2 separate regions of the Homo sapiens genome follow, and region 1 is linked to region 2. The links are chromatin loops, found by intact Hi-C in ENCODE. Cell type or tissue: mammary epithelial cell. All regions are shown on one strand. Links, peaks and the distances in the headings refer to the core of each region. The heading gives the core; the rest is flanking DNA.

The links. Peaks named below come from ENCODE experiments on the same cell type or tissue, not always from the same donor. Only the 100,000 strongest peaks of a DNase experiment are listed, where the experiment ranks them.
Region 1: it touches region 2 in a loop (3-fold over the local background); 3 of 110 quality-filtered maps call a loop at or near these places.

What each region holds. Positions count from the first base shown.
Region 1 is chr7:126,692,527-126,708,343 of GRCh38, forward strand. All of the region lies in intron 7 of GRM8 (glutamate metabotropic receptor 8), which reads right to left. Among named protein-coding and RNA genes, the nearest start is that of MIR592, 360 kb to the right of the region's middle. RefSeq lists enhancers at 4,226-4,295, 8,219-9,418, 8,495-8,814, 10,147-10,196. In mammary epithelial cell, for the core only: no CTCF peak of the experiment used is centred there; DNase peaks (open chromatin) are centred at 6,115 and 8,705; H3K27ac peaks cover 2,436 bases.
Region 2 is chr7:126,566,181-126,581,997 of GRCh38, forward strand. All of the region lies in intron 8 of GRM8 (glutamate metabotropic receptor 8), which reads right to left. Among named protein-coding and RNA genes, the nearest start is that of MIR592, 480 kb to the right of the region's middle. RefSeq lists an enhancer at 7,966-9,165. In mammary epithelial cell, for the core only: no CTCF peak of the experiment used is centred there; DNase peaks (open chromatin) are centred at 8,321 and 8,751; H3K4me3 peaks cover 302 bases; H3K27ac peaks cover 2,192 bases.

The DNA of each region.
Region 1 (15,817 bases), core at 5,020-13,019, 130 kb after region 2:
CTCTCCACATGGAAGGTGTGTTCAATATGCCATCCTGGGAAGATTGAATTCTTGCAGCAGCACATAATGGAAAAATACTACAGCACTAAGCAGTAAACTGAGAATATATCAGAATCCCAAAGACTACATCTAATATTGCTTAACTGTAGAATGTAGTTATACACTGTTCTGACTGGAAAAAAAAATAAAACACTGCAATTTTTTCTCTTCCCTATTGAGGATGAGTTCCTTACTAACTTGGAATTCAGTTAAGGTTTAGTTTAACCAAACTATTCCTTAGGGAGTTGATTCCTATCAAAGGTCAAATCCTGAAAGAGTAAAATAATCACCTTCCAAATATCAATCTTGTAAAACAGAAGGAGGATCAGAAAATTAGTAGGTTATACTTTATGGGCAATTTCTCTTCACAGCTTAATGCTTTGTTTATATAACTATCCTTATTAAATTATTTTAGCAATAAGAATGGTGTTGCCTTCACCCCACTTCACTCTCCAAACCCTCAATAGGAAAAAGTTGGCTGGAAGAGTGAATAACAAACTAATCGCCTCAAACTTCACTAAGATTAACTGGATATGTCACCTCCTCTAAAGATCACAGCAGTCATTCACTGGAATAACAAATGGCAAGACGGGAAACCAAATTGTCAACATGGGTACAAAGAATCTACTAATTTGCTTGAGGTTAGTGGGTAATAGGCAGTGTTATACTAACATTATTATTCCTTTGTGATACATTTCCAACCAAATTTCTTTTATTAGAAATGCTTTTTTCTGATTATGAAAATAATAAATGCTCCTTATGAAAAATCAAAAATATATTTTAAAAATACAAGAAAACAATAATAATTAACAATAAGACTGGCAACCACAGATGATCATTGTAATGAATTAGCATTCTTCTTTCAGTGTTTTGGTGTATATAAGTACAATACATTACAGCATGTAGGTGCTTTGCAGTTTATGTGTATTAGCATGGTCTCATTTTGTTAAATTATTATAAGCAACAATATTAATGCCTGTATTATATTCCAATCTATTGACATTTATATATCCTTTGTTTTCTAACATAAAAAGCTTTTAAAATAGGTACAAATACTTTTTCTAAAAGTTTTACATTACTTCTTAGGGTAAAATTCTTGGAAGTAGTGTTTCTGAACCAAAGAGCAAGAAGAAAATATTTTGCCGAATTATTTTCTAGACAGTTTTCTTTGTTTTATAGTTTGTTTAATCTTTTGCTGGGCATATAAAATAGTAGTCTGATCTCTGTGCCTTCTTATCAATCCAAAATATTTCTTCTCAAAGTATTTTCTATTTCAAAAGATGAAAAATATGTCTCAAGTTATGTTTCATTTATTACATCTAAGTCTTAATCATTTTCATAAATGTATCAGTCAAATGTAGTTTCTTTCATAAATTGTTGGAATATGCCCTTTGTAAATTGCTATTTTAAGATTTTTTAAGATAGGTCATTAGAAATTTGTATGACCATTATAAATATTCAACGTATTAAACGTTTCTCTTATATTTGAGGCAAATATTTCTCCCAACTATGTTTTTCTTATTTATTTATAAGAAAACAAACTAAACTATATATAGTTATATTTATTAACTAAATATAAATAGTTAGGTCTATTTATATTTCCCTATGTGATTCTGACTCAATTCCTCTACATTTAGAAAAATTCCTCCCCCTCTACAGATTAGACATGCACCATCTAAAACATAGTACTTGCTTTTTAATTATTATTGTTAGAATTAAATGAAACTGAAACTTGTTAATGAAATTAGCTAACAAAATTTTCCACTGCTGACCAGATATTATAAAAAACATTGAACCTATCATGTTTAATAGTGCATAGATTTTCCCAAGCTGGATAACTGTGAAATAGAGTGTAACCAATGATTTGAGTGTAACTGTGATTAAACTTTCCAATGTTGGAAGACACTTTTAATGGAAGCTATTATCTATATTTATAGCAGTTTCATTTTTTACTTCAGCTGTTACTTACTCAATTTTTTTCTTCTCTTTTTTGCAATTGATTTGCAAAATATTCCATTAATTGCCTTATAACTGTTATACATATGGAAAATTGTTAGCATGCCTTAAAGTGATCAAGAAAGCTCTTGAGTGTTGAAATATACTAAGTCTTATTTTAGATCTACATTTCTCCTCTGGGTTCTGCTTAGGCAAAACTAGTTACATTTAATGACGCTTTCATGCATTTGCTATTAAATTATATTAGTCTAGGTCAGTCAGAACCTTGAGATACGTTTGTCTCTTGAGGCTCCTTGTCTGGACTAGATGTCCATGCAATTCTTGTTCAGCTCCAAGTCCAGCCAGAGGCATTTAATGTGGCCAACAACAATGGTCTCATGCCTTGATTCTAACATGTATCTGGGGGTCTGAGCTTAAGAATGGAGAAACAGAATGTAAGTGGTCCTGTCAGTTGTTAAACTACTCTTTCCCTGCATCCCCAGTCTTGCCTCATAGATATCCTCGGAATAAAATATCATGATTTTTAAGCATCTCAGTTTGTACTAGGATTGCATTGATGGGTGGCTTTTCCAACAGAGGAGGAATAGAGATGGGAGGGACTGAGATGCCTATATTCGAGAAAAACTATTTCTAGGCAGATAGCCAAATCTTGATCCATCAAAATACTAAATTAGTAATATATTAAAACATTTTTAAAGGGAATTCTGTTATTATTATGAAGAAAATGAGAAAAGAATAATATTCCATACTGATATCTTCTATCATTTGGAAATACCTACTTTCTTCCAAGAACTGTATAATGTACTAGAGACATAAGATTAAAATATATGGTCCCTGTTTCCAAATAGCTCATAGCATGGAGACCAGGCTGACCAGGAAACAGTATCAGCTATGAAACGGAAGTACTGAATTACAAGGAGTAGATGGAATGACTGCCTAGCTGAAACTGTAAACATCAAGAAGAATTCCTGGATAATGTGCCCTATGAATTGAGTTTTACAGGAAGAGAATCTCAGGCAGAAGAAAGCATATTAGAAGGCCCAATGCTGTGAGAAATAACCTATTTACCTCCCTGCAAGTATTTCAGCAAAGGTCTTAATTGGTCAGTGACAATTAAGTAAAATGAAGGGCTTAGGAGGTCCAGATGATTAAGGTTTTTATTCGGCTTGCTAAGGATTTTGGACTTTATGCTAAGCCAATAAAAAGGTATTGAAAGACTTTAAGTAGTCAAGGATGTATGATCAGATTTGCATTTTAGAAAAATTTCTCTGGCCACAATTACGTAAAAAACAGAGAAGGATGGGGCGGGGGACACATTAGCACAAAAGAATAGTTAGAGGACAATTCTTGGCCATTCAGGAAAGAAATGAGGAGGGTCTTAAGTAGAGAGAGTGTTTCTGAAGAAAGATATTAAAGAGCCATAAGAGGCAACATATGATCACTGATTATAAGGTTGGAGAGACAGGGATAAAGAAAAGGGTGAAGGCAACCCAGCTTTCTGGCTTTTACAACCAGGTAAAATGTGATGACGTTCACAGAAGCAGGGAGTAACAGTGTGAAAGAAGGCTTGATTGAAGGTAGAATACAAATAGCTTGAGTTACCTGTGAAATGCACAAGTGGATACACAGGGCTGGGACTAGGGTGAAGTGAGTGATGCATGGAATTGGATGCAAAATTTAAGAAACAAAAACTCTTTGAAAAAATGCATTTTATTTTAAGTCTGGGATACATAAGTAGGATGTGCAGGTTTGTTACACAGGTAAACGTCTGTCATGGTGGTTTGCTGCACCTATCAACCCATCACCTAGGTATTAAGCCCCGCATGTATTAGCTATTTGATATTGATGCTCTCTCTTTCCCTGCCCCCTACTCCTGACAGGCCCCAGTGTGTGTTGTTCCCCTCCCTGTATCCATCTGTTCTCATCGTTCAGCTCCCACTTACAAGTGAGAACATGCGGTCTTTGATTTTCTGTTCCTGTGTTAGTTTGCTGAGGATAATGACGCAGTGGTAACACATGGAAGCCTCCTTTCTTTAAGGAACTATTACTGAGAGAGAGGCAGAAGGTTTAAAGGTTGTGTTTTTATTTATTTATTTTTACTTTTCTCTCATGAAATAAGAAACTGGAACATGTTTATTTGCTGAGGCTAAAAGGAACTGGCAATGGAGAAGGGACGTGGGAAGGAACAAATCAGAGAAGATAGATGCCAAAACAAAGACAGACAGAGGCTGAAGAAAAGGAGGCTCAGATGGGATTATTGTAGACAGTTTACTGAATACAGGCCTTCAAAACTGGGGGGCTTCCACCCAGGAAGTGAAACCATATGACCCAGCAATCCCTCTTCTGGTTATACACCCAAAAGGAAGTGAAATCAGCACCTTGTAGAAATATCCGCACGCCAATGTTCGTTGCAGCACTATTCACAATAGCCAAGATATGAAAGCAACCTAAGTGTCCCTCAAGGGATGAATGGATAAAGAAAATGCATAATATATACAAAAGAGAATACTGTTCAGCCTTTAAAAAAAAAAAGAAAATTCTGCAATTTGTGACAAAATGGACAAACCTGGAAGACATTATGCTAAGTGAAATAAGCCAGGCACAGAAAGACAAATACTGTATGTTCTCACTTATGTGTGGAATTAAAAAAAAAAAAAAAAAGTCAAGCCCATAGAAAAAGATAGTACAACAGTGGTTATCAGGGACAAGGAGGGGATGGGGAATGGAGAAATGCACGTCAATGGGTACAAAGTTGCAGTTACATAAACAACTGAAATAAGTAAGTCTCAAGAGCTAATGTACAGCATGAGGACTACAGCTAATAATTTTGTATTATATACTAGAAACTGGCTAAGACAGCAGATTTTAGGTGCTGTTACCACCAAAAAATAAAAAAGAAGGTAATTACGTGACATGATGGATATGTTAATGTGCTTGACCTTAGTATATTTCACTAAATATATATGTAATATACATTTATCAAAGCATCATGTTGTATGCCTTAAATATACACAATAAAAGAAGGAAAGTAATGCACTTTTATTGCCTGGACAACACATTAACACATCTCCCCATTGTGGGTCATTTTTTTTTCTTTTGAAATGTTTATAACATTTACTCACATCTTTCCATATTTCTGCCCATCCCCAAATTTAAGGAAATTAGTATGCAATACTTATCTGCCTGTAATCCCTTCTCTTTGGGGCATTAATCAGCAGTTACTAATCTGAAGATTTAACAAGGGAAGAACAAAGAAGCATTAAAAACACTATTTGCTGAAAATATAGAAGGGGTGCCTAAGTGTTGCTCACATCTCTTCAACCTTCAGGTGGAAATTATACTCAAGGCTGCAATGGCTGGAACCCCAAGTTCACTGAAATCTGCATCTTGAAGGAATTTTTGCACAAAACAGTTCTTTCATTTCAGAAATAAAATATTTACTAAAAAGTTGAGAAACAATGCAAGCAAATGCAGTAAATATTTGTTCTTCATGGAAGCAAGTTATTCCTTTACATACTCCTATTGTCTCAGTGAAGTTCTGGAGGTTTATACAAATGGAATAGATTGTGGAACTACCCCTGAGAACTACTCTTAAACATGCTACGTATTCAGGATGTCAAATTAAAGGAGTCTCTGAGGCTGCCGCTTCTCTGGTCATCTTTAATTAGACAATACTCTGGTGAAACCCTCACAATTAATATTAAGAGTTGTTCTTCTTCTACAGTAAGTGGAAGGGGAATTATGTAGTGGCTTGTTCTTTGTTATAATTTTATTGAGAGGGTTGTGGAGGAAGGATTGGAATATAATAGAATTGTTCTATTTTCTACCATTTACAGAAAACTAGATGAATCACAAAATTGAAGAAAAAATGATGCTTATCTTTTAAATATGTATTTTATAAATATTTAACTTATATTAAAATTACTTTCCACATATTACAAAATGCTCTAGGCATATCAGTGCATGTGTGCTACTCATTAAATGTTACTATGTCTTTCTACCACAGAGATTTATTTAGGAGGGAGATTGTCATGTTATTTCCTATACCTGGAATGACTCACACTTCTGTGCCTGTTAACATTTTATCCATCTGATACAATCTAGACCGTGAAACCTTTCCTAATCAAGCTATTTTTTCATAAATTTAACAACTGTCATAAATGAATTGTCTGTCATGAATGAATGAAGCAACAAAACAATGAATGACTCAGTGTGGGTTGGTTCTAAGAGTTGCATACCTTCGTAACCCCAATAGAGCTTGTTGGGGTGCCTGGAATATTAACAAGCCAAAAAAATACTTACTTTATTATTAATTATGTAGGCAATGCATAAATTGAAATACATTTATATTTCTCTCAAGAAATTCTCTCTAAATTATATTAGCTTCTGAGGAGAAAGTGTCTTTCTAGCAACCTGGCTTTTAAAACCATCATAGGCACTTTCTCTGTAAAGGTAAATAAACTTTCTTTGGAATGTGGTGAAAGAAGCTGTTAGATAATTTCTGAATGTCTGGTTTTATAATAAGGAGGGTCACTGTCCTCAAAGTTTAGCAATCACTAGACCCTGAGGGACTTTTATCTAATCTTAACCCTGCACCTGACTGCCAGGCAGAGCTAATCACTTAACCTCCCAGTGAATTAATGGGTTCATCTGTAAAACACGATTGCCATCAAAGGCATGAAAGGAAAAGACTAATGATAGACGGAATGAGGTTAGATTTAAAGATTCAACAAAGCCATCAAAATTCACAGCAAAGCCATTTTCCATTATTTCCCTCAATTGTAACTATACTGCTTTTATAAGAAGTGAATTCGACAAAAATAAGTTTATAAGAGTTCTGTTGTGCTAGTTTTTATCTGCTGGACTGATGCAGTATGTAAGAAAATTCTCTTGCTTTCAAAAATGTAAAATTTAAAGCACATTGAAAATTCATGATATTTCATGAGATGCCTAAGGATTTGAGACTCTGACAGACAAAAAAATCCCCTGTGATTTTGATAAGACTGCTAAATAAAAAAGCAGTTCATACATTATTTTTATCACCTTCCTCTTCTATTTCCTCTTTCATTTTTCTATTACATTTTGATTTTGACTTTTATGTTTCTGCATCTTTACTTTTCTCCACCCCTGGAGCAATGGGAAGTATTTTTTTGCAGGCTACAAGGTACCATTTTCAGTGTCTGATGAAGTTCTCCCTTTGGTGTGTGTCAAACAATCATTTCCAGCCTCCAGATAAAGAGACAGAGTGGCCCAGAAATGCCCTAAGCCCACTAGAGGCATGCTTGCCTAAGCTGGCTGCATCTCTCCAGTTGCAATGCACATTTTTTGGGACAATAATAAATACTGGCTCAAAAGAGAATGATGGAAAGTACATTTTTAGGAGATATGAGATCTAGGTCTATTGATGGATAAACTGATTTTTTTCCAGTCACTATAACATCTGTTCAGAGTAAGTAAGCATCACTGCACAGGGAGATGGAGGATGTTAACTGATATTGGGACTACAATTAGATAGAAGAAAACCAGAACCAAGGCACACACACTGTTCAGATAGTTCATAGGGTTATTTTAATCACTGATTCAACTTTACAGAATGAAGTTTCTCCATTCAATTTCACATCAGTAACTGCAGGTTGTATTATGTCTAAGATTGGTATAGAACAACAGCAATTTCACAATATCTAGACAATGAATGAATATTAAAAATCTATTTCATTAAAAAGCTCTTTCAGATACTGGTATCTGAAAGAAACCATGTTGGACGCAAAATATATCAAGAAATCAAGAACTCAATATAATGAAAATAAGGCTGAAGACTGCAACAGATTTGAATACAGCATGCCTCTATATTCTAGTTATTAATGATTGATTTTTAAGAAAACCTGTTTCAGTGAAAAGGGCAAGTAATCTTTTTTAATCTCACTTTAAAATATTTCCTAGAACTTTCTCATTCATTAGCTCACTTGATTCTCAAAACAATGATTCTCATTCATTAGCTCACTTGATTCTCATATTCTCATAATCCTAAAATAAATGTTATTATAATCTGTATTTTAAAGTTTAATATTTTGAAAGAAATAAATTACATAATTTGATGAGGGTGATAAATTGGGACTCCAGTCCCAATTTAGTTCACCCTGAGCAGGTCCATTCTCACATCAACCTGTTACACCATTTAAAGAAATAAAAAATGTCCATTACATATATTTTTAAGTTACATTCAGTCAAACAAGCAGTTACCTTAGCACTCAGATGTGTAAAAACCAGTGCAACAAAATTTCAGTTTTTAACAAGTCATCTGAAACAACAGAGGACATAATTTTGTCCTGTTCCCAAGATACTTTGTGTTTATGTTCCTAAATCCTAAATTCCTAAAATTGCATCCTGATAAAGAACAGTAAATTTGTTTCTCTACTATATTTACCATATTGCCTCATTACTTGATCCCTCCTTCCTTCCCTCCCTCTCCCCTTCTCTTCCATTCCTTCTTTTCTTCCTTCCTTCTTTTAATAAATGTATATATATATGTGTGTATATATATATAACCAATAATTACCAAGCACTTACAGTACACTGGGCAGAGTGCTAGGCTCTTCACTGAAAACACTTCAAAGTATAATAAGAGAAACAGGAAGCAATGAAATGAGTCAGCTAGTTTTGGAATCAGGTTAGTCACAGTTGATCTCAGCTGCAGGCCCGGAAGGTTGGGGGTGGGCTGCCTTGTATTGCAAACACATGCATCACATCACACAGACATCCTGCACGCTGGAGCACAGTAGCCTGTCAGTTCCCACTGCTGAGTCATTTACAGCTTTTATCGTAGTTAATGCCAATGATTATATATGTTAAAAGTACTTATTAATCCTTGTACCAAATATAGAAGAGGGCTCAGACGCTTCTTATCTCATGGTTCTTAAATCTAACCATGCGCCATACTCACTGGTAGTTTTACAAGGAATGGATTCTTGAGCTCCTCTAAAGAAATCAGTAGCTCCAAGAGAGATGTTTTTAAAAATCTGTTTCTAGTAAACTCTCCCAGTGATTGCTGAGTAACCTACTTAAAATGACATTGGAAAACCATACACTAGAACCCTGCTTTTGATTTTTGTTACAAGATCTAGAATCAAGTTCAAATAGTCTAGATAGTAAAATATTGTGAGAATTTTTTTTTAGTTTTAGAAATCCTACAAGAAGTATAAAACTATTGTTATAGTCCATGCAACCAAAATTCTTACCCAACTACTGGAAAATGAAGGAGTAAAAAGAGTTGGCCAGGGTAGAGACATCTGGATCCCTCTTCGGCAACCTAAGAAGATAAGTCTGTCAGAGAATAGTGATTATAATGAGTTAATGACTATATGCCTGGTTTGCTTTAGACAGCCCCATGTCATGCCTTCTGTCTTAGTATAATTATTAATCATGCTACCCATTTCTTTCTCCGAAGTGTCCCTATTTGAACAACAAGTTATTTGGTCACCCCAACTAAAAGGGAATCTTGTCAGAGACCAATGAGTGTCGTTTAGTGAATATAGAAATAATAAGCAGGCTCTATTTATTCATTTATTCAACTCAATTCAGCAACACATTTGTGCTAGCATTCGCACATGCCAAGTCCTGCATAAGTGAGGAAAGCCCCTTGCCTTGTGGAGCTTACAGTCCAGCAGTGGAAGACTCACACAGTATACAAATGAAAAACAAATTAAAAAGGATAGAGATTACAATAACTGCTATTATGGGAATAAAGAGGATGATATAATAGGATTTCATGGGATGGACAGGTGTAATGAGGGGAGGCCTTCTGGCAGACCATCATCTGTTTCAACCTCATTTTGCATACCTTCTTGTACTCCAGAAACTGGAAAGCTAAAAGCTATGTTTCATATCCTCCTCCGCAGCTAGGGATCTGGATTTAGACACAGACAACCAGATATACTCATGCGAAGCACTGATTCAGAACTAAACTGTAGAAGGACGACGCAGTGGCAGAGAAGGTGTCTACTTCACTGGCACAGAAGTCCAGTCTCCTTATTGTCAGACAGCACATAAGATGTGTTCCTGAAGGTAATGGTTCTGACCCCACTTCCTGATCCCCTACTCATGGTTATAGTAGTACAACCCTGAAGCCAGCAGTTGGGACAGCAGTCTTCTAACTCCCCAGCTTCCTGATGAGGCAGATGTAGAGGGCCAGTTCTGTGGTGGTGTTCTTGGAGTCTGGAATAGTTCCACATCAAGAGCTATTCCCAAGACCTTCTAAAAAATTGTAAGCACTAACTTACCATGTTAAGTTCCCTTCTGATTAAAATGGAGTGGTTTCTGTTATCTGTCACAGAATGCTAAGTGATAAAGACCTAAAGAATGAAAAGGAGTCATGTGGCAAATAAGGGGAAGAGAATTCCAGACCGAGAAAATAGCAAGCGTACAGGGTCAAGGCTGGGAAAAGACTTGGCACGTTCAAGCCACAAGAATAAAGTCACTGTTGCTGGAGGAATGAAGAGGTGGGAATGCGGAAAATGAGACACTGTGGGAGTCTGATTAGGGCCATGTCAGTGAGAGACAAGTTCAGATTTTTCCTAGTATATTGGGAATTCATTGAGGAGTTTCAATCAGGCATGATCTAGTTTTAAGAATATTAGACTAGATGCCTTGCAGAAAAGGAATTAAAGCAGGAAGATTAGTATAGGACTATGTCAGTAGTACTAGCAGGGGTGAGGAAAAGGAGGAATTAAATTCTTGGCTTTCAGCTAGATCAGAAGGTAGATGTGCTGTAATTCATTAAAACAGAGACGAATAGGATAGAATAAACATATGTTTGAAGCATCAAGAGTTTGTTTTCGTTTTGTTTTTGGGTATCTTTGGTTGCACAAGTCAAAGTTGAGATGCAAACCAGACAAAAGACTTTGACAAGGAGAGTTTTATAAATAAGAATCTGCAAAGGAACAGTCAGTTTTCCATGGAAATCCTCATCTAAACCAGGTCCTAGGGTCAAGACGTTTTAACATAAGAGTCAGAAACAAAACCTCAGAGCACAGTGCATCCAAGCACCTTTTTCGTTTTTTATACGAGGTCTCGTCTTTATCACTCAGGCTGAAGTGCAGTGGTATGATCACAGCTCACTGCAGCCTCAAACTCCTGGCCTTGAGCGACCCTCTTGCCTCAATCTTTCAAGTGTCTAGGACTACAGGTGTGCTCTGCCATACCTGGCTAATTTTTAAAATTTTTTTCTTGAGACAGAGTCTTGCTATGTTGCCCAGTCTGGTCTCAAACTCTTGGGCTCAAGCAATCCTCCAGCCTTGGCCCCCCAGCGTGCTGAGATTATAGGCTTAAGCCACCACACCTGGCCACCAAAGCACCTCTTTCTTATGTTGGCTGTTACCAAAGCCTATCAGACATTCCCTCTATTAACCCTACAACCACAGACCCTGTCCTTACCTGCAAATTCACGAACACTTCCTCAGGCCCAGGAAGAACTGGACGACTTCTGTCTACCTATACTACCAGCAAATGATTAAGTCAGACTGTCAGGACGTCTACAACCCTCTTATTATATGTTTCCTATATTCTTTCAACTCTGATCAGTTGTTGGGGGAAGTCAGGGACCCCGAATGGAGGGACTGGTTGAAGCCATGGCAGAAGAATGTGAATTGTGAAGATTTCATGGACATTTATTAGTTCCCCAAATTAATACTTTTATAATTTCTTATGCCTGTCTTTACTGCAATCTCTAAACATAAATTGTGAAGATTTCATGGACACTTATCACTTCCCCAATCAATATCCTTGTGATTTCCTATGCCTGTCTTTACTTTAATCTCTTAATCCCATCATTTTCATAAATTGAGGAGGATGTATGTCACCTCAGTACCCTGTGATGATTGTGTTAACTGCACAAATTGTAGAGCATGTGTGTTTGAACAATATGAAATCTGGGCACCTCGATAAAAGAACAGGATAACAGCAATGTTCAGGGAATAAAAGAGATAACCTTAAACTCTGACCACCAGTGAGCCGGGCGGAACAGAGCCCTATTTCTCTTCTTTCAAAAGCAAATGGGAGAAATATCACTGAATTCTTTTTCTCAGCAAGGAACATCCCTGAGAAAGAGAATGCGCCCCTGAGGATAGGTCTCTGAAATGGACCCTTGGGTCTGGCTGTCTTCTATGGTCGAGCTGTAGGGATGAAATAAGCCCCAGTCTCCCATAGCACTCCCAGGCTTATTAGGAAGAGGAAATTCCCGCCCAATAAATTTTTAACAGACTGGTTGCTCTCAAACCCTGTCTCCTGATAAGATGTTATCAATGACAATGGTGCCCGAAACTTCATTAGCAATTTTAATTTCACCCCGTCCTGTCCTGTGGTCCTGTGATCTCGCCCTGCCTCCATTTGCCTTGTGATAGTCTATTACCTTGTGAAGTACGTGATCTCTGTGACCCACACCCTATTTGTACGCTCCCTCCCCTTTTGAAAATCCCTAATAAAAACTTGCTGGTTTTGCAGCTTGAGGGGCATCACGGAACCTACTGACATGTGATGTCTCCCCTGGACGCCCAGCTTTAAAATTTCTCTCTTTTGTACTCTGTCCCTTTATTTCTCAATCCGGCCGATGCTTAGGGAAAATAGAAAAGAACCTACATGACTATCGGGGGCAGGTTCCCCAATAATCAGTAGCCCTGAGACTATAAGTTGAAGTCTGCTTACTTTGCTATAATTACTATCTGGAAAGCTGACTTGCTATTCTTATAAATATAATCCTAGCATTGCAGGATACCATGGGCCATCTTGCCAATCTCCTTGCTGCACAAACTTGCTAAGCCCATTACATATGCAAGTTTTATCATTATAATCATAATCATCAATACCATTGTGGCTGAGGTTGATGTTATGATTGCCATACATTGAAAAGTAGCTATGTAAGTCACTAAACAAACATTTTATCTCCACTTAAATATATTTGTTTGTCTGAAATAATTACAGAGAGAATATACATAGATCTATGTGTGGACAAGCCTATCTGTGTACGTGTGTGTACATATATTTGTGCACAGGCCTAAACAAATATATATGTATGGACGTATATGAAACTAATATGTAATCAGTTAAAAAGTTAGGTTAATATACATAGGTTAACATGTATGTATATTAAACTAACAGGTTATCATGAATGTGTTATTTGAACTCATAGTCATTAAGAGATGTAAAACTGTTAAGATTTTTCACTGTTGGAAAACATTGGAGAGCCTCAAAATATTTAAACATCTAATCTTTAAGTTGAAATGATTCACACTAAAAGAAAATAAAAATATCTGAGCATATTTATTCAGGAGCAGCAGTAAATTAAGAAACCAAGAGTTTTTTTAATGAGTTTTCACTATATTAATTTCAAGCTATTTATTATGTTATGGGCTGTCTGGTTTGTTAAAGCCTAATTAATGTAAGTAAAGAAGACCCAAGTAATCATTAAATATATCACTATGAAATGAATTTTAGATAAAAGTACCATTACTTTAAGAGAGGAAAGAACACATAATTGCCATGGTTGATATTAATTTTAATGTCATGGAAAATTTATTTAGTAGGAAGATGCTTGCAAGTAACATCTGAATTTTTCTCTTTGTTTCAATATCCATGTAAACCTGAGAGAAATTGCCTAGTAGATTTTAAAAATCTATAGTATAGGTGTTTTAATCAGGGGTCTCCAGAGAAACAGAACCAATAAGCCAATTCCTTATAATAAATACAATTTGATATAAAGAATGGCTCACATTATTATGGTGACTGACAAATCCCAAGGTCTACAGGGTGAGTTGGCCAGCTGGAGACCCAGGAGTGCTAATGGTCTAGTTCCTGTCCAAAGGTCAGTAAGTTTGAGTCTCAGGAAGAGCTTATTTTTCAGTTCAAATCAGAAGGCAGAGAAAAGCCAATGTCCCAGTTTGAAGTCAGTAAGGTGGGGGGAAATCTTTCCTTGGAGAAGGTCAGCCATTTTGTCTTATTCAGGCTGTCAACCGTATGAATGAGGCCCATAACATTAGGAAGAGTAGTCTGCCTTACTCAGTCTACCAATTTAAAGGTAAATCTCAACCTAAAACACCCTCATAGAAATGCTGAGAATGATGTTTAACCTGGGCACTTTGTGGTCCAGTCAAGTTAACACATAAAATGATCACCACATTAGGTCAACTCTCAGAATGCAGAATGTTTTGCCTTTACTAATAATTCATGCTAAAGGAAAAAGTGAACATGAGTAGTTACAGCCACAGATAATATAAGATACTGTAAGTCTGGTTTCAAAAAGCATTATGTGAATTCTTCACATGTTATTTTCAATGGTCCTCCTTATTCAATAGTTTTAATATATACCTGGTATCTGCCATGTCTACCACAAAGGTAGACAAAATGCTCACTGGGGTCCTAGTCCTTTTTACCTCATGCCTACCTGGCCACCTTATAGCTGCTCTCTCTTCAAGACAATCTACTTTCTACATATTTACTACATAAATATTCCTGGCTGGGTATCGCAGCTCATGCCTGTAATCCTAGCAATTTGAGAGGGAAAGGTGGGCAGATCGCTTGAGTCCAGGAATTCAAGACTAGCCTGGGCAACATGGCAAAACCCTATCTCTATTTTTTTTTAAATGTCTAATGAAAAAAGAAATCCTAAAACACTGTTATTATTACAATGCTCCCCTGGCTCAGGAACCTACCATGGCTCACCAGAGAAACAAAGGTAGATTAACTTTCACCTCCACAAAAAGACTATAGCTATTATTGTGTACAAGTATTTTTTTTTAAATAAGGCTAAAGTTTCTACACTGACTTTCAGAATTTCAGAGAGGAGTCCAAGTTGTAAGCCAGCTGGAAACAAGATGACTACTATAATGGCATGAGAGTGTTCATTAAGCAAATTGTATCTTGCCTTAAGGTATGTATGTGGGGAAGGGGGTGTATAGTATTAGACAATGCTTCATTTAACTAGACTTTCTTTTCTTCATCAGATTTGTTTACTTCTCCTATACTCTAGGTCTACGCTAGGCTCTAGAGTTTCAACGCATTAAAGGTACAGCCCCCTGATGGAACTAAATAGAGAACCCAGAAATAAACCCATTCATATATGGTCAACTGATACTCAACAATAAGGAAAGAAAGTCTCTTTTATAAATTACATTTGAAACACTATCTACATGAGAAAGACATTTGCCCTTTATCTTACACCATACACAAAAATCAACTCAAAATGGATTGAAGATCTAAATGTAAGACTTGAAACCATTAAAAGCCTAGGAAAAAAACATGGAGAAAATCTCCTTGACATTGGTCTTGACAATGGTTTTTTGGCTAGAACACCAAGAGCACAGGCAAGAAGAGCAAACAATACCAAGTGGGACTGTATCAAACTAAAAAGCTTCTACACAGCAAAGGAAAGAGTCAACAAAATGAAAAGGCAACATGTAATGAGAGAAAACATCTGCAAACCACATATCTAATATTCAAATTATATGAGAAATTCATACAACTAAATAGTAAGAAAATGAAGAATCCAATTAAAAAATGGACAAAAGACCTGAATAGGCATTTCCAAAAGAAGATATACAGATGTTCAATAGGTATATGAAAAAATGTTCAACATCACTAATCCTCAGAGAAATACAAATTAAAATCATAATGAGGTATCACTACACACCTTTTAGAATATCTATTATCAAAAATGAAAGATAAATGCTGTCAGAAATGTGGAAAAATGAAACTTTTGTACATAGTTCGTGGGAATGTAAATTAGTGTAACCATTACAGAAAACAGTAGGGAGGTTTCTCAAAAAATTAAAAATAG
Region 2 (15,817 bases), core at 4,441-12,440:
AGAGGCACTACATCAACCAAAAATCTTCTGCAGAGCAAAGAAAGCAGTAAAATGACAATCTATGAAATCAGAAAACATACTTGAAAGTGATATATCTGAGAATGAGTTAGTTTTCAAAATTGGTAAGAAACTTCTACAACTCAATAGCAAAAAAACTAACCCAACTTAAAATATAGGCAGAATAGTTGAATACACATTTATCCAAAGAAGATCTACAAATGGACAATAGCTATGAGAACAAATGCTCAACATTATTTCCTGATGATTTGCATAATCAGGAAAATGCAAATCAAAATCACAATGAGGTATCACCTCACACCTGTCAGAATGACTATTATCAAAAAAACAACCAATGTTGGCAAGCATATGGAGAAACTGGAACCCTTGCACACTGTTGGTGGAAATGAGGAATGGTGTAGTCGCTATGGAATACAGCATGGAGGTTCCTCAAAAGGTAAAAATAGAACTACCCCATGACCCAGCAGTCTCCCTTCTGAGTATTTATCCAAAAGAATTGAAATCAGGGTCTCAAAGAGATATTAGTATTCCTATCTTCACCACAGTACTGTTCACAAGAGTCAAGATGTGGAAACAATCTAAATGTTTATTGGCAGATGAACGGAAAAGAAAATGAGATGCATAAATACCATGAAATATTATTTATCTTTTTTAAAGAGGAAATTCCGCAATATGTGACAACATAAACAAACCTTAAGGATATTAGCTAAAGGAAATAAGCCAGTAACAGAAAGACAAATACTGCATGATCTCACTCCTATGTGGAATCTAAAGAAGTTGGTCTCATAGAAGTTAAGTTTAGAATGGTGGTTACCACTTATATGAGTCGAATCATATAATAATCAAATTCATAGAATGAGAGTGGGATGGATGTTGCCAGGGAATGGGGGCAGGAATAAATGAGAAATTACTCATCAACATTTTAAAGTTTCAATTGAGCAAGATGAATAAGCTCTAGAGACCTACTGGACAACATTGTAGCTATAGTCAACAATAATGTATTGTGCACTTAAAAATTTGTTAAGGGGATAAAAAATGATGAGTTCATGTCCTTTGTAGGGACATAGATGAAGCTGGAAACCATCATTCTCAGCAAACTATCACAAGGACAAAAAAACCAAACACCGCATTTTCTCACTCATAGGTGGGAATTGAACAATGAGAACACATGGACACAGGAAGGGGAACATCACACACCGGGGACTGTTGTGGGGTAGGGGGAGGGGGGAGGGATAGCATTAGGAGATATACCTAATGTAAATGATAAGTTAATGGGTGCAGCACACAAACATGGCACATGCATACATATGTAACAAACCTGCACGTTGTGCACATGTACCCTAAAACTTAAATAATAAAAAATTTGTTAAGAGGGTAGATTTCATGTTAAGTGTTTTTAATTATAATACAACAGTTTTTTAATTGTGTATGCTTTTAGTGGTAAATAAATTAGCTCTCTGGTGCAAAAAATAAAATAAAATAAAAAGATATTTCCCCATTACTGATAAGCCTCCGGTTAGGTAAGAACTTGGTCTCATGTATAAATCCTCATTGCTCCCACCCAGCTATAAAGAGACAAAAATAAGATGTTATATCCAGAAAGAGACTATCAACCCTGGACCCACCATCATCCTTGCCCATGAGTCCTCATTCATACTTTGATTGGACAAAATAACATCTCTAGTTTACAGTGGAGGATGTAAGGGGTAAGCTTCAGAGAGGATATGAGGATTGCTGTCCTAAATGATGGTGAATTAATTTTAATAGCCAAAAATTATCAGAAAGCTATGGAATCTGCACTCAACTCTTCTACAGGACAGAAAAGGAAGAAATAATATCTTGTTTATATCTCCAACAAATTAAAATTATTTGGTAAACTAGTTAAAATTATAAAAAGAAAAGACATTTGCCTACTGTTTTATATTAGTTTTAGTGAGGGGCTCAAAGTTGGAAAGAAAAACAGAACAGAGATAATGAGGCAAAGAAGGAAGGAAGCTTCAGGAGTGTGTATGTGCCTCCTCTTTACTTAGACCTTCCCAACATGAATTCAATATTCTGTTTAAAGTGAACATTCAAGATATCAAACATATCCATAGTTACGTTAACAGAAAGAAAAATATATATTCCAAAACTAAAATATTTCCACATAAGCCATTACTTTCATATTTTAAAACTCTATTAACACAGGTAATTCGGAACTGATGTAAGTCTTTAAAACTAAGTTATTTAGGGTTACCTGATTAGCATACAAAACATCTGGGTTTCTAGGTTACATTTCTCCAAGAAAACTGCAGAGCTCCTCCCTCTCTCTCCCTCTGTCTCTCACCTCTGCAGACTATTATTTAAACTTCATATAATTGGGAGTTGAGAAGATTTTTTAAATGACTGACTTTGAAGTAAATGATTATTCCTAAATTTATATGCAGATCATTAAACTGATAAAAAGTACTACAAAAATTTATGTTGTCCTTCATTTTCATTATAAATGACCACATTAAAGTTTAAAAATATTGATCAAGCTACAAAATAAAGGGAATGATTCTTCCATAAGATTTTGATAATCTTAAAATTAAATCAAAACAAAGGGTGCTGCTAGAGCCTATTTGGTGACTTCAGCATTGTGACAATTGTTTGTAGCTCTTTAATAAGTTGGAAATCATTTCAAAGGGATTTGGGATCTAGCCAAGATGAAACGTACTGAGCAACTATAAAATCACTATCAAGGTTGATACTACTGCAAGGAAAATCAAAAAGAAAAAACAATCAGGATACATAATCCTGAATAAATAAACCAGAGAAGAACAATGCCTTTGTCAATCACCTGCTAAACAGCAGTGATTCAGCCCCATACTCTGAAGACTTTTCAAAATTCCACTCTATTATACTTCTTCAAATTGTTTTCTTTCCATTTATGCCCCAAAGTTTAGCTGCTCCAATGAACACACAAAAGATCCACAACTATCTAACAAGAAAAATTTTGTTTCTCCTCTCAAATCAGTGGGCCATCTAAAGACTGGGTAGTTTCTTACTCTAGTTTTGTTTTGTATTTTACATAATGTAGTCACAAGCCAATGTTTCTCTAATTTGTTCCTTAAAATGAAGCTGGCAAAAGTGCCACATAACTATTGTTTGCACAGAGGTACTTTCCAACCTGGGTATTTAATGACCATGACAGGCTCCATGTATCCACATGTTTGTTCCCCCAAGACATACTGAACTTCTTCAAAAAGAAACAAAAATGCTGAAAGTGAATTTTATTTTTAATTATATTCTACTACAGGAAGAAAACGACACTTTGTGTCCACATCAGAGCTGCCAGTCAAATACTGACACACCAGTAATTCTCTAGCAGTGTTAGCACAGAGTCACTAAAATTGGAATGAAACCACATGGAGAACTCAGGGAGGAAGCGTTCTGTAGGAACTGTTCATCAGTTTTGCTGTGACAATAGAAGGGGCCAAGTGGTTTCTCTCAGTAATGTGTGGTAAAGCGTGTCTTTTCCCACATCCTGCCAGCAATATAAATTATCCAAAAATGCAGTCTCATCCATTTAGAAAGAAAATCTACTCTATTATCAGCTGCAAGGTGTTAGAACTCTAAGCTGAATACAGAAAGGCAAATTACAGGCACCTAAGTCAATCCTAGGTCTGCCAGTTTTTCACATCTAAACAATATCATTCTTAGACATCATCCTTTTTAAATTCCAGTCCTTAAAAATGCTTGGAGTTATCAACGAGGGCTTGAAGAACAACTTATCCCCATAAGATGTAATTTTCTTTCTCCATAGTCACCTGAATTGAGTCTATTATTTATCCACATGGATTTCATGACCAGAACATTCTGATTTTCACTGTAACTCTTCCCTGGCTCCAGATTACATCAAGTTTTCTAATTTCCTTGATTCTTAAACTAACTTGATATTTTCTTTTGTTGTCTATTGCCTTTTTCTTTTCCCTAGCTACTTCCTTCTCATCTTGTTTATTTTCAATCAATACTTTGCCCTATGCCCACTCTCTATATTACATATTCATATGTTCTGGCCTTCTGTAATTTCATTTGTAATTTCAGTTCACCTGTACTTCCCCACTGGGAGACAGTGTAGAACAGTGTTGGATGAAAAATCCTTGCATAAGTGAGCATGAAGTGGGATATGGGTCCTAGACATCTGTCAGGTAGGATACTTCTTAAATTATAACTTTAGGGCTCAAAGCATTAAGCCACTCCAGCTGCAATAGCCTACTTCATTGTATGAATATAAAATAAACTAGACATTAGAAATTCAAAATATCTCCTGTACTCCTAGACAGCAATCCACCCACTGACAAGAAGTCTCTAAAGAAGTTTTTATAAGTGGTAACAATGAATAATTTTGCACTAGTCCCATCACCCATTTATTGGAAGGTTGAAGACTTATTGAAAAACATCTTCCTTTACCTGTATGCCACTGACACTAAATTATAAAACTACTAAAAATTTCAGGAGCATTCTCTGGCATTCCCCCCATTACCCCTACCCATAGGAATTACCATGACACTTCCCCTGGCTACTCCAGCTCAGGAAAACCAGACTTGGGAAAGAGCAACAACACAATCCAAGACTCTTTCTGAAAATAGGTGTCTAGTTGATTCACATCTTCTTTCATAAATACCCCAAAAAGTTGAGATCCCCAAACCTTGGCTTTTCAGAACATATATTCAGAATGTCAGCAGAATGAGTTGTGATGATATTCAAATACCATTTCTGTGATGTTTGTCACTTTTTTTCTAAATCTAATTGTCTGCATAACCAACAGGCAACTACCCTCTTCATAAATGAGGCAACATTGCATGAGGTCACTTTCAAACCACACTGACACAGCTGGCCTAGGACCTGGCTCATGACTTGCTGTTCATCGCTCCAGAGCCCTTCTCAGTCTAAGTATGCAAGAGAGAATAAAGTCATTAGAGATCATGTAATTATACAAAATGTAAAGGAAATCATTACTAATACAAGAAATTTTTAATAAATATCAGAAATATAAAGTAGAAGTCCATAGGTTGATAGATAAAAATAAGTAGAAAATTCACAAACTGAAATATACTGCAAGACAGCTTCAATTACAATCTATTTTCCCAAAGGGAACCCCATGGAGACACAGCACACAGAGATAGGAAGTAATTTAGATTTTATGAGATTTAAATGAGATTAAATACTGTACTGAAAATAAAGAGTCTAACTACAGAGCCATTGATGATCTATATACAGGACAAGGATGGGAGACCCATCCCACTCAACTGGCATTTACCCCTGGGCAAGAAACCAGAGGGCTCTTCTTTAAGAAAATGAACAAAATTCTGGGAATAGTAAGATTTCTAGTGTGTGTGCTGGCCCTTCCCATAGGAACAAATATCCTCTTTGCCTGCCAACAAGTATTTCCCACTCTCCTTTGATCTGCATAGAGTCTGAATCCCTGGGCTGCCTTCCCCTTCAGATCAGAAATCTAGGGCAAAAACAAGTCAATCGTTTTTCATAGCAGCAGAGGAGACCAATTCCAAATATACAGGATTTTTTTTTTTTTTTTGAGATGGAGTCTCACCCTGTCACCCAGGCTGGAATGCAATGGCATGATCTCGGCTCACTGCAACCTCTGCCTCCTGGGTAAAAGTGATACTCCTGCCTCAGCCTCCCGAGTAGCTGGGATTACAGATGCATGCCACCATGCCTGGTTAATTTTTTCTATCTTTAGTACAGATGGGGTTTCACCATGTTGGGCCAGGCTGGTCTCGAACTCCTGACCTCGTGATCCTCCTGCCTCGACCTCCCAAAGTGCTGGGATTACAGGCATAAGCCACCACACCTGGCCCCAGGAATGTCTTAAACCATGTACCACCACATAGCAGGAGAGGACAGAAGATAAAACGAAACTCTCTGGTCTTGGAAGACACTGAATTATTCCAAAGAAGGAAAATGAACTTTTAAAAGTTATAAGTAATATAGAGACTAGAGAGGAAAATACAACCATACATACAAACATAAAGGATAAAATTGAGAACATGTAGAATGCATAAAGCAAAAAGATAAATATGAGAGACAGTGTTAGCAAGATAAAGGATCATCCCACAGAGTATTATTTGGTTAAGAGAATTCCAAAAAATAAAGACCAGAGAAGATTTGTATGGTATAATATCTATAAAATAATACAAAGAAATATTCCAATGCTGATAGATAGACATGAATGTCTACATGACAACATCCGATGGCTGCTCTGCACAGGGAATGCTGGAGGATGCCAAGTTACCCCTAGTTTCCTACAAAGGTATTTGACTTATTATTGACAATACTAGGTACTAAAAATAACAAAGTAATACCTTTAAAGTTCTGATGGAAAATTTTCTATTATTGTTTCCAAATCCAACAAAACTATCAATTGAAATGTAAGCCAGAATAAAGCTATCTATAAGACATTTTCTGAGGTAACTTCCTTCCTTTGCACCTATCCTGGGAATTTCTTTTAGGATGCACTCCAAACATGCAGAAGTAAACTAAGAAGGAGGAAAACCTGGAATCCATGAAATGATATTCCATCCCAGAATGGTAGAGAAAGGAGAGAAAGAGGGTAGTTTCATGGTAAACTAAAAAGCAACCAGCAAAGCTGAAAACAAGGAGACACAGAGGTACAGAAGTGACATCCTAAGGGGGTTGAATGAAGACCCACAAAGATAATGAAGACAGAGAAAGACACAGAGAGAATGCATAACCACAAACGGTGCAAGAAAAACTAAAAGAATGATGATTGGAAACAACATTAAAATTTTTTAAATCTAAATATAAAGCAAGTAAAAATGCATTAGAACGTTAAGCGATAGACTGAATATAAGAGAAGACAATTCAGGTGACCTTGATGCCAGCAACATCCTCTTTTAAATGGCCCCAGGTTTATGGTGTCAGATATTTTGAAGTGGGAAATGGAATCTTAGTCCAGAACTTAAATAATGTTTACACAGTCATCATAATGTAAATGTTTGTTTTCTCCTATTAGAGTCAACCCAGGAACAAAGAAAAAGAAAATTTTATTATTCTCACAGGATAGAATGCCAGTGTTCACAATGGGATGATGTAAAAGTGTGGCTCAAAACAAACAAACAAAAAATAAGTTGTATATGTGAGAAGAAATAGTAGAGCAAAGTATATATATTTTAGCATTTTTTAATGAAACAGGGAGTCAAGATATATGTCAAAAAGCTGTAACCAAAAATAGAGGATTAAGTATACTTTTCTGGGGCCACAAAATTTACTAGAAGAAAAATCAGAATCTCAAAAATATACAAAGCAAGCTTTGGGGAGGGAAGAGGGTATAAAAGACAGCAAAAGTAAACAAATTCTTACCTTTATTTCATTTTATTTATTTTTTAATTTTTTTTTTTTGAGACAGAGTCTCACTCTATCACTGAGACTAGAATTCAGTGGCATTATCTCGGCTCATTGCAACGTCCGCCTCCCGGGTTCAAGTGATTCTCCTTCCTCAGCCTCTCAAGTAGCTTGGACTACAGGGAGTGTGCCACCATGCCTGGCTAATTTTTGAATTTTTAGTAGAGACAGGGTTTCACCATGTTGCTCAGGCTGGTCTCAAACTCCTGAGAGTCAGGTGATCCATCCACCTTGGCTTCCCAAAGTGCTGGGATTACAGGCATGAGCCACCATGCCCATCCTCAAATTCCAACCTTTCTTATCACATTCTCAGAAAATAACCTAATAGATGAAGAAGTTGAGGTATAATACTTGTAGTTATTAACAAAAATACTGCAAACAATTCAAAAAGGTTGCCTCTCTAAGGAGGTCCAAAGGTCTGGAGAAGTGAAATCAGATATTCTTGCTTTTGACTTAAAGCAATCTTCTAAAATAAAAACTTCAAAAGAAATTAAGAAGTAAAACTTAAAACACCATTTTAAATGACACTGTTACCATCACCCACCTACCCTGGAGAAGAAATGCACATTTCTGGCTTCAGCCAATGAGGCTTGTTCAATGTTCCAACACTGAACCATAGCTATTGGTTTAATAAATATACCATTACATCAAAACCATTACTATAGTTACTGGCAGAACATTGAACTCCTCATCAATGTGGGAGATAAGCAACTCCACTGATTTTGGCTGGAATATAATACAGCTCTTAGATAACCTTAGAGAGTTCCAGCATGACTGACTGCAGGCTTGGCAAGCAGTCCAGTAAGTCTGTAAACAGAGACTAAAGGGATATTAAAAAAGAATGTGATGAATTTGGAAAACCATGTATTCATCATAACACATTCCAATGCTGGATGTGTCATCTCTAAGGAGTTAGGGATTTTCCCACCTATTATACGGTCAGTGATGAAGCTACATCTTCAGGACTGAGGTTTGAAATCTTACTACCTGAATCTTCAGATGTGTTTTCCAACTCTCTCTTCACTTTGCTTTTTTTCTACAGAGTTAAGTCTTTGAGTGCTTTGTGATCTGAAATCCCCCAAGGCAACTAACATTCCACTTCTTTTTCATTTTCTTTTTAATTAGACACTCACAGAATACACTGTACTATTTTTTTTAGAAACAGGCTCCTTTTAATTTTTTTTAGACTGTTTTGCAGACTGGCCCCAAGACTACATCTACTATCTGATACCATTGATCGACCTGACTGTTAAGGTGTGGACTCAGCACTTCCTGTGAAGAGGTTCCCTGATGAATACTGACTCTATTAGGCAAGGGTAGTATAACATGACTCACAGTCTTCTGTCAGCCCTATTGAATTCCAAGCTCTGTCTCAGAACTGGCTCGAATTCTCTGGTGATTCCTTTTCCCTCAGTTAACTTTGAGCAACCATATACTATAAGGGTAGACAACAGATCCTCTAGGGCAGGGGTTCCCAGCCCCCAGGCCATAGACTGGTACCGGTTTGTGGCCTGTTAGGAACTGGGCTGCGTAGCAGGAGGTGAGCAGCACAAGCATTACTGCCTGAGTTCTGCCTCCTGTCAGATCGGCACAGGCATCAGATTCTCATAGGAGTGTGAGCCCTATTGTGAACTGAGCATGCAAGGGATCTAGGATGCATACTTGTTATGAGAATCTAATGCCTGATGATATGTCACTGTCTCCCATCACCCCCAGATGGAACTCTGTAGTTGCAGGAAAATAAGCTCAGGGCTCCCACTGATTCTACATTATGGTGAGTTGTATAATTATTTCATTATATATTACAATGTATTATAATAATAATAGAAATAAAGCACATAATAAATGTAATGCACTTAAATCATCCTGAAACCATCCCTCTCACCCCAAGTCCATGGAAAAACTGTCTTCTATGAAACCAGTCCCTGGTCCCAAAAATGTTGGGGACCGCTGCTATAGGGAATAAAATAAAATCTGCTACTTGACTCATGAGTTGTATCTTTGAACTTAAGGTAAGAAAAAAAATTTAACCAAACCAACATAATTGAATAATCAGATGTCAATGTGGAACTCAGAAACATTATCCTTGTTTACATACACACTGTTTTTTGAAATTGTAAGCCTGTGATACTCTCGCATTTGTGAGATGCCAACCCCTAAAAAAAAATTGTATTTCCTAAGGCAGTATAATGAGTTTTGCTTTCTTTCTTATATTTGTGTCTCTCTTATTTTGAGAACTTAACTTCCAAGTGCAATTTTTGGTCTTGAACCCAAATATATTTCTCTCATCACCCAATTATTAGCTCTCATCCACTCTTCTCCCAGAATGGTTACTAACAAGAAACATGATGGAGGCTGATGGAGGCAACCACTGTGTAATGCAAACAGCTTTAGTATTGGTCAAATGCTATAGCTGGAGAGTCATGAGTAAGCCCTTTCTAGTCTCTGAGCTTTGGTTTCCTCATCTGTAAATATGTTTAACATCTGCAAAGTCAATGCCCCATGTAGACAGGGCCCAGCATTATGTAATATTTAAAAACTAAATTCTCACCAACATTTTGAGAAGTGATTAAAATATTTCTTGATGTCACTCACAAATGGCAAAAGAAGACTCAATTCACAGCACAGAGCAAACAAAAAGTCATTTTCCCCAACTTTTTGTATTGTTCTGTTTTGGTTTTTTGTTTTGTTTTTTGAGGCAGGGTCTCACTCTGTCACCCAGGTTGGAGTGCAGCGATGTGATCTCCACCCACTGCAACCTCCACCTCCTGGCCTCAAGTGATCCTCCCACCTCAGTCCCCCAAGTAACTGGAACTACATGCACAAGCCACCATGCCCAGATAATTTTTGTATTTTTTGTAGAGACAGGGTTTCACCATGTTGCCCAGTCTGATCTCAAACTCCTGAGGTGAAGCGATTCATCCATCTCGGCCTCCCAAAGTGCTTGGATTAGAGGCATAAACCACCACACCCGGCCCCCAGCTTTTAATATCTCTAATACTTGCAACTATCCTTAAATCTCTTTCTTCTGTTAAACCTCTACAGAAATCCTCTATCAGCCCACACTGACTGACTCTCATCTCTTTTTCTCTCTTCCCACCTTTTTGGTATTTTCATTTTCTATTCCTTAAAATGTCAGTGAGGATCCTGAGCTCCTGAGTTTTATTCCTCAAAATGTCAATGAGCTCCAGTCTGACTGCAAAGGTGGGTATTTCTCTCTTCACTATCAAAGTCTAATTATAAACCAGACTTACACTTACAGCCCCCATTGACTCTGTTGTATCCTTTCTAGGTCAGTGAGGTGGTCTTCTTGTCTTCTTCAAAAGCACAGGTTGTGCAAGCTTTTGACTCCAGGAAAACATCCTAAAGCCAAACCATGTAATCATTCATTTCACTACCAACCCAATGGCTCCAAAGCTTATCGTAGCTGTCCTGTTTCAGTGGGAAATTTTATCCATAACTCACAGTCCTATTTTTCCAAACTTGGCCATCAATTCCTTAAATTCTTAGGAGTACTGGTGGTTTCTAAGTCTAACCATAGGATAAAACCACAGTCAGGAGAGCAGAGGTTTAGGTTATCACCCAATCTAGGCATGGGTGCCACATCTCCTTCCTCCATCCTGAATGGTATCTCGTTTCTTAACATAGCTGACATCTTGGGAGATAAAGTTGAAAAGCCAATTTCCAATCTGCAGTTACCTAAAGGAACTTCCTAGAAGTCTTGATTTAGTGTAATCATTTAACACTAACTTTAAAAATAATCCATTTAGTAATCCAATACCAAATAGTAGATTATCACCCCAAAGGGCTACTCTTAATCTCAGAGTAGTAACAAAATTTCCCTCTAACTTTAGTATAATATTTCAAGGACAACGAAATACAAATTTCTGTGAAATTTCCAAAGTGTAAAACACTATGAAGTTCTACTCTAATATATGTCCTAGATGATGATTTACTCCAAAAAAAAAAAGTAGATGTGACATTTTACATTCCAGTACTGTAACCACAGAAAACTCAGCTGCCTCATGGAACTATAACATAATGTCTAAACATCAAAAACTAATTCGAAAGCAACTTAAGTATTAATTGAAATTTCTCAGCAATGCCAAAAGATAAATCTCTATGTAACCCAATGCAATTTCTTAAAAGCCTTTTTGTACCCTCTTGAGCATGCTTTCTCCGTGGAAGGCCTCTCAATTCAAAGCATTTTTTTTCTCTCTCTCTCCTCGCCTCTTTTAATGTGTATCTTTCTCATTTTGCAGCTGCCCCAAAGACTCTCTTTCTTCTTTCATAACTCTTAAAATCTCCCACCAAACCCAACCCATGCTTCTTTCTCTATTCCCTCCTTTTCATCTCCTAATCTATTCATTTCCTTCTCTTATGTTTTTAGTGTAAATCAATCAAACTGATTTCAATGATTCCTGACTCTCCCTCTCATTCATCAGTCTGATTATGGGCAGCAAAGATGTTTCTTTTTAAAGAGAAGACTAAAGTGAGAAACTCTTACTAGTCTTATATCCATATTTTTCCTGTTACATATAAAAAGCAATACCCATCATAATGGGTTGATTGGAAACTCTATGAAATTATGTATTTACATATATTTCTGACATGTAGGTTTTTTAAAGAATTTTTGGTTAAAGTAATAAAAATAGTAAGATGGAAAACAGGATACAATTTGTCCTCTCTGGATACAGCTGTTCAGTCTCCCTATCCCATTTCCACTTAGCATCCTAAAGATCGAATGGAAATAACAGAAAAGAGAAGGATAAAAGATGGCAGAAAGGAGATTAGTAGTTTATGTGAGGAAGGAGCAAGTGGTGTGGAGAAGAATACAGTTTGACTTAGTGTGTCTGCTAGCTCCATGAGCTGAGCTGTGCATTTGCCAGGTGGTGAGGAGGGCAGAGGCAGCCACAAAGCTCCCGAACAGCTGTTCCTTTCTCTTCTTCCACTCAACATTTAGAGAGTCTGGGCAGTTTAGGGGCAGCCACTAAGGGAGCAGCAGCAGATGGCTGTCATGCTGCAGAGGTGTACTCTAGAAGGATGAGGGGCTCCAGTTACAAAAAGCAGCTATCTTTTATGTGCTTTAAAGATATGTGCTAAAGTCTACTTGAAGGCTGTATAAAGGCACATTAATAAAAATCACCATTTTTAATTTGGTCTTTAATTCAGTTCTCTAATTTTAGTAGTATTTTACATTAGATATTAGCTATCGGACAATTATTAAACTTAAAGAGGAAAAAAAAAGAACTTAAAAAAGACCTATTTTTCTCTTCCCATCCTGGCCTCATCCATTTGAAGCAAGGGTGACAACCTTGTTGTCATAACCCTACAAGGAAATTTTTCACATTTAACCCACATTTACTGAGAATCTACTCTGTGTGCCAGTAATAGTACCAGACTTTTTCATGGCCATTATCTTACGTAAAGTAGGTATGAAATGGTATTTTTCTAAGTAGAGGTAAAGGATTCTACTCCTCCCACTAAAAATACAAAATAAAAGAAAAAGAAAGACACAAAAGTTAGAGAAAACAAAATATTAGAAGTTTGGTTCTGTTTAAATGTATGCAAATCCAATTAGGACTAAATTTACACTTCAAAATATGTCAAAAATTCTCTAACAGGAAAAAAGGACAAAGTTGAATTTTGTTTTCTGTTCTTTTCATGTGACTTTTTGTGACTGGTATTCTTTATACAAAATGACTATGGCTCCCATAAATAATAACCAACAATTCTATAGTATTTTGAAGTTTTCAAAGTATTTTCACATAAAAAAATTCTTTTGATCTTTAAAAACTTTCTATAAACTAAGAATCTCTATATAATAGGAACTTTCGATTCACATATGAGGAAAGATTTCAGTGCAGTAACATGCTGACTGGAATCAGCCTCAACACTGGAATAGTGACATTTAATAAGTCCATGGCAGGCAATAGACCTGACAAGTAGGCTTTGCTCTGATGCAGGCAGAACATGTCATCATTGTCCAACTAGTTTTATAAAGTTTTTATGAGAAGGGAAAAAGTAGTTGGTATTCTAGGAAAAGGAATTTTTACTTGCCTTTCTTCTAGATCGCACCAGGAGTGTCCATAATTTGTCAACTGAAATAAAGCTCAGCCCCAGTGTCTTCTAAATTTGTCCACTAACTCATTCACCTATGCAAAATTGTGGCATTTAAGGAATTAGTAAAAACTAATTAACTTAAATAAGATATTTATTTAATACTCTGTTAATCAATGTTATAGAAAAGGTTACTAAGTAAATTTTGAAATGATATATCTCCCTTAAAAGGTCCCTAAATTCCTTAAAATGAGATCAGATAAATATTAAGGAAATATTACAGAATAAATCAGGATATTTGGTAAAAAGAAAACGTGCTTATCCCATATGAAAAAAAAAAGTTGTGGTTAGAACAAATTAGTATTTTTAAATTTTTTTCAGTAAGTTATAAATTAAATACATGCCTATTCACTAATAATTCAAATGGCCAAAGAGCACTGTTAAATGATGGTTTTCTCTGAGGGCCATCTTTTTATAGACATTGATACAGTTAATCTTCCTAATGTCCAGCTGGCATCAGGTTATTTCCTTAGAGTAGTGACTGATAATAGTTATCGGATAAAAGCCATGTTCCAAGTTGAAATCCAAACTCCAAAATTTTCTTTTTAAATAGGACTTCTATGATTTCTCTTCTTAGTCCCTCTGTTTTTCATGAAAATTCCAAGACTCCCTCTTTTTGCCTTTGTGCAATCCATTCTCTACCCCTGGTATTTCCTATCTTCATGTCCCTTGTCCAGAATAGTCTAGATCCATCTAGCTTAAATGTGATCTTCTTCTTAAGGCTTTCTTCTTTTTCCTAAAATCTCTTTCTTCTGCATTCTCGTCTACTTAAGATTGATCATGAGCTCCACCATCTCCTGGTCTCCCATATCCAATCAGTCATCAACTTCTGCCTGATTTCCATTTATCGGTATTCCTGAAAGCACGAACATTGGCATCAGATATATATGCTTTTGAATTTTAGCTATGTCTCCACTAGCTGAATGAACTTAAATAAGCAACTTATTGTTAATCATAGTTTCCTCTTCTATAAAATGGTCATTCAAAGAGTACCTAATTCACAGAATTATAGTAAAGATCAAACGAGTTAATAAATATGTAATTCAACTTAGATGGAAAATTCAATGGAAGCCAACATTTCTCAAAGTAGGTTTAAGGAATATTGGTTCCATAAATATTCTTCAAATAAAAAGGAATTCGTAGTTAAAACAACTTATTAAAAAGTATACCTAATACCCACTTCTCTGTCAGTCATGAAGTATATTAGCACATTAAAGTCTCCAAGAGGTCTTAAAAAAATAGAAAAAAAAACAATTATCCTAACATTCCCTAAACTTATTTGACCAGGAAGCCTTTTTATGCATATATAGTAGCTACTTAAAAGCCTGCAGAACCAGTGTTCTGAGGAAGGCTTTGAGAAAATGCTTACCTGGACAAGAACCACAGCTATCATCTTGAAAGTTATTTCAGCCTTAGGTTTTCAATTTTTAGAAAAAAATAAAAAATAAAAAATAAAAACATTGTGAAAGAGACCATCTCCTAATGTTCAGAGTCATTAGAAATTCTCAGAAAATGAATAAAATTCTGCCCTTTGGGAAGATATGCCCAAAAGGGTAGCAGAATGGTATTAGCTTTCCAAGGCCAATTACTTCTTAACAATCTCTTAAAGGATATGAAAAAGTTCTATTTTTCATGGAATGCCCAGTAATTGCTTATCCAGCTGGTAGCAGATGCAAAACTTCATCTCAGGAGGAAAGCTTAACGTACAAATTTGTGAAGACCTGATAAAGAGTGAGAAGAACTCTCAGGAGTCTCAGGAAATGAATAAGTTCATGCCTGTGATGAAGACAGAATTGAGACGTGATCACTATACCTGAGGTCTAATACATCTACCTTCAAACATAAAACTGTTTACTCTATACAAATAAAAGGGCAATACAGGTACACCTCACATTACGGTGCTTTTTTTTATTGTACTTCACTGATAGCATGTTTTTTTGCAAGTTGAATGCCGAGCAAGTCTCTCAGCACCATTTTTCAAACAGCATGTACCCACTTCATGTCTCTGTGTCACATTTTGGTAATTCTTATATTTCAAGCTTTTTCATTATTATTATATCTGTTTTGGTGATCTGTGGTCCGTGATCTGTTTTGTTACTATTGTAATTGTTTTGGAGTGCAACAGAACTACACCTATATAAGTCAACACAGATAACTGATAAATGTTGTGTGTTCTGACTGCTCAATGAACCCCCTGTTCCCCCATCTCTATACCTCTCTTTGGGCCTTGATATTCCCTAAGAAACAGTAATATTGAAATTAGGCCAACTAC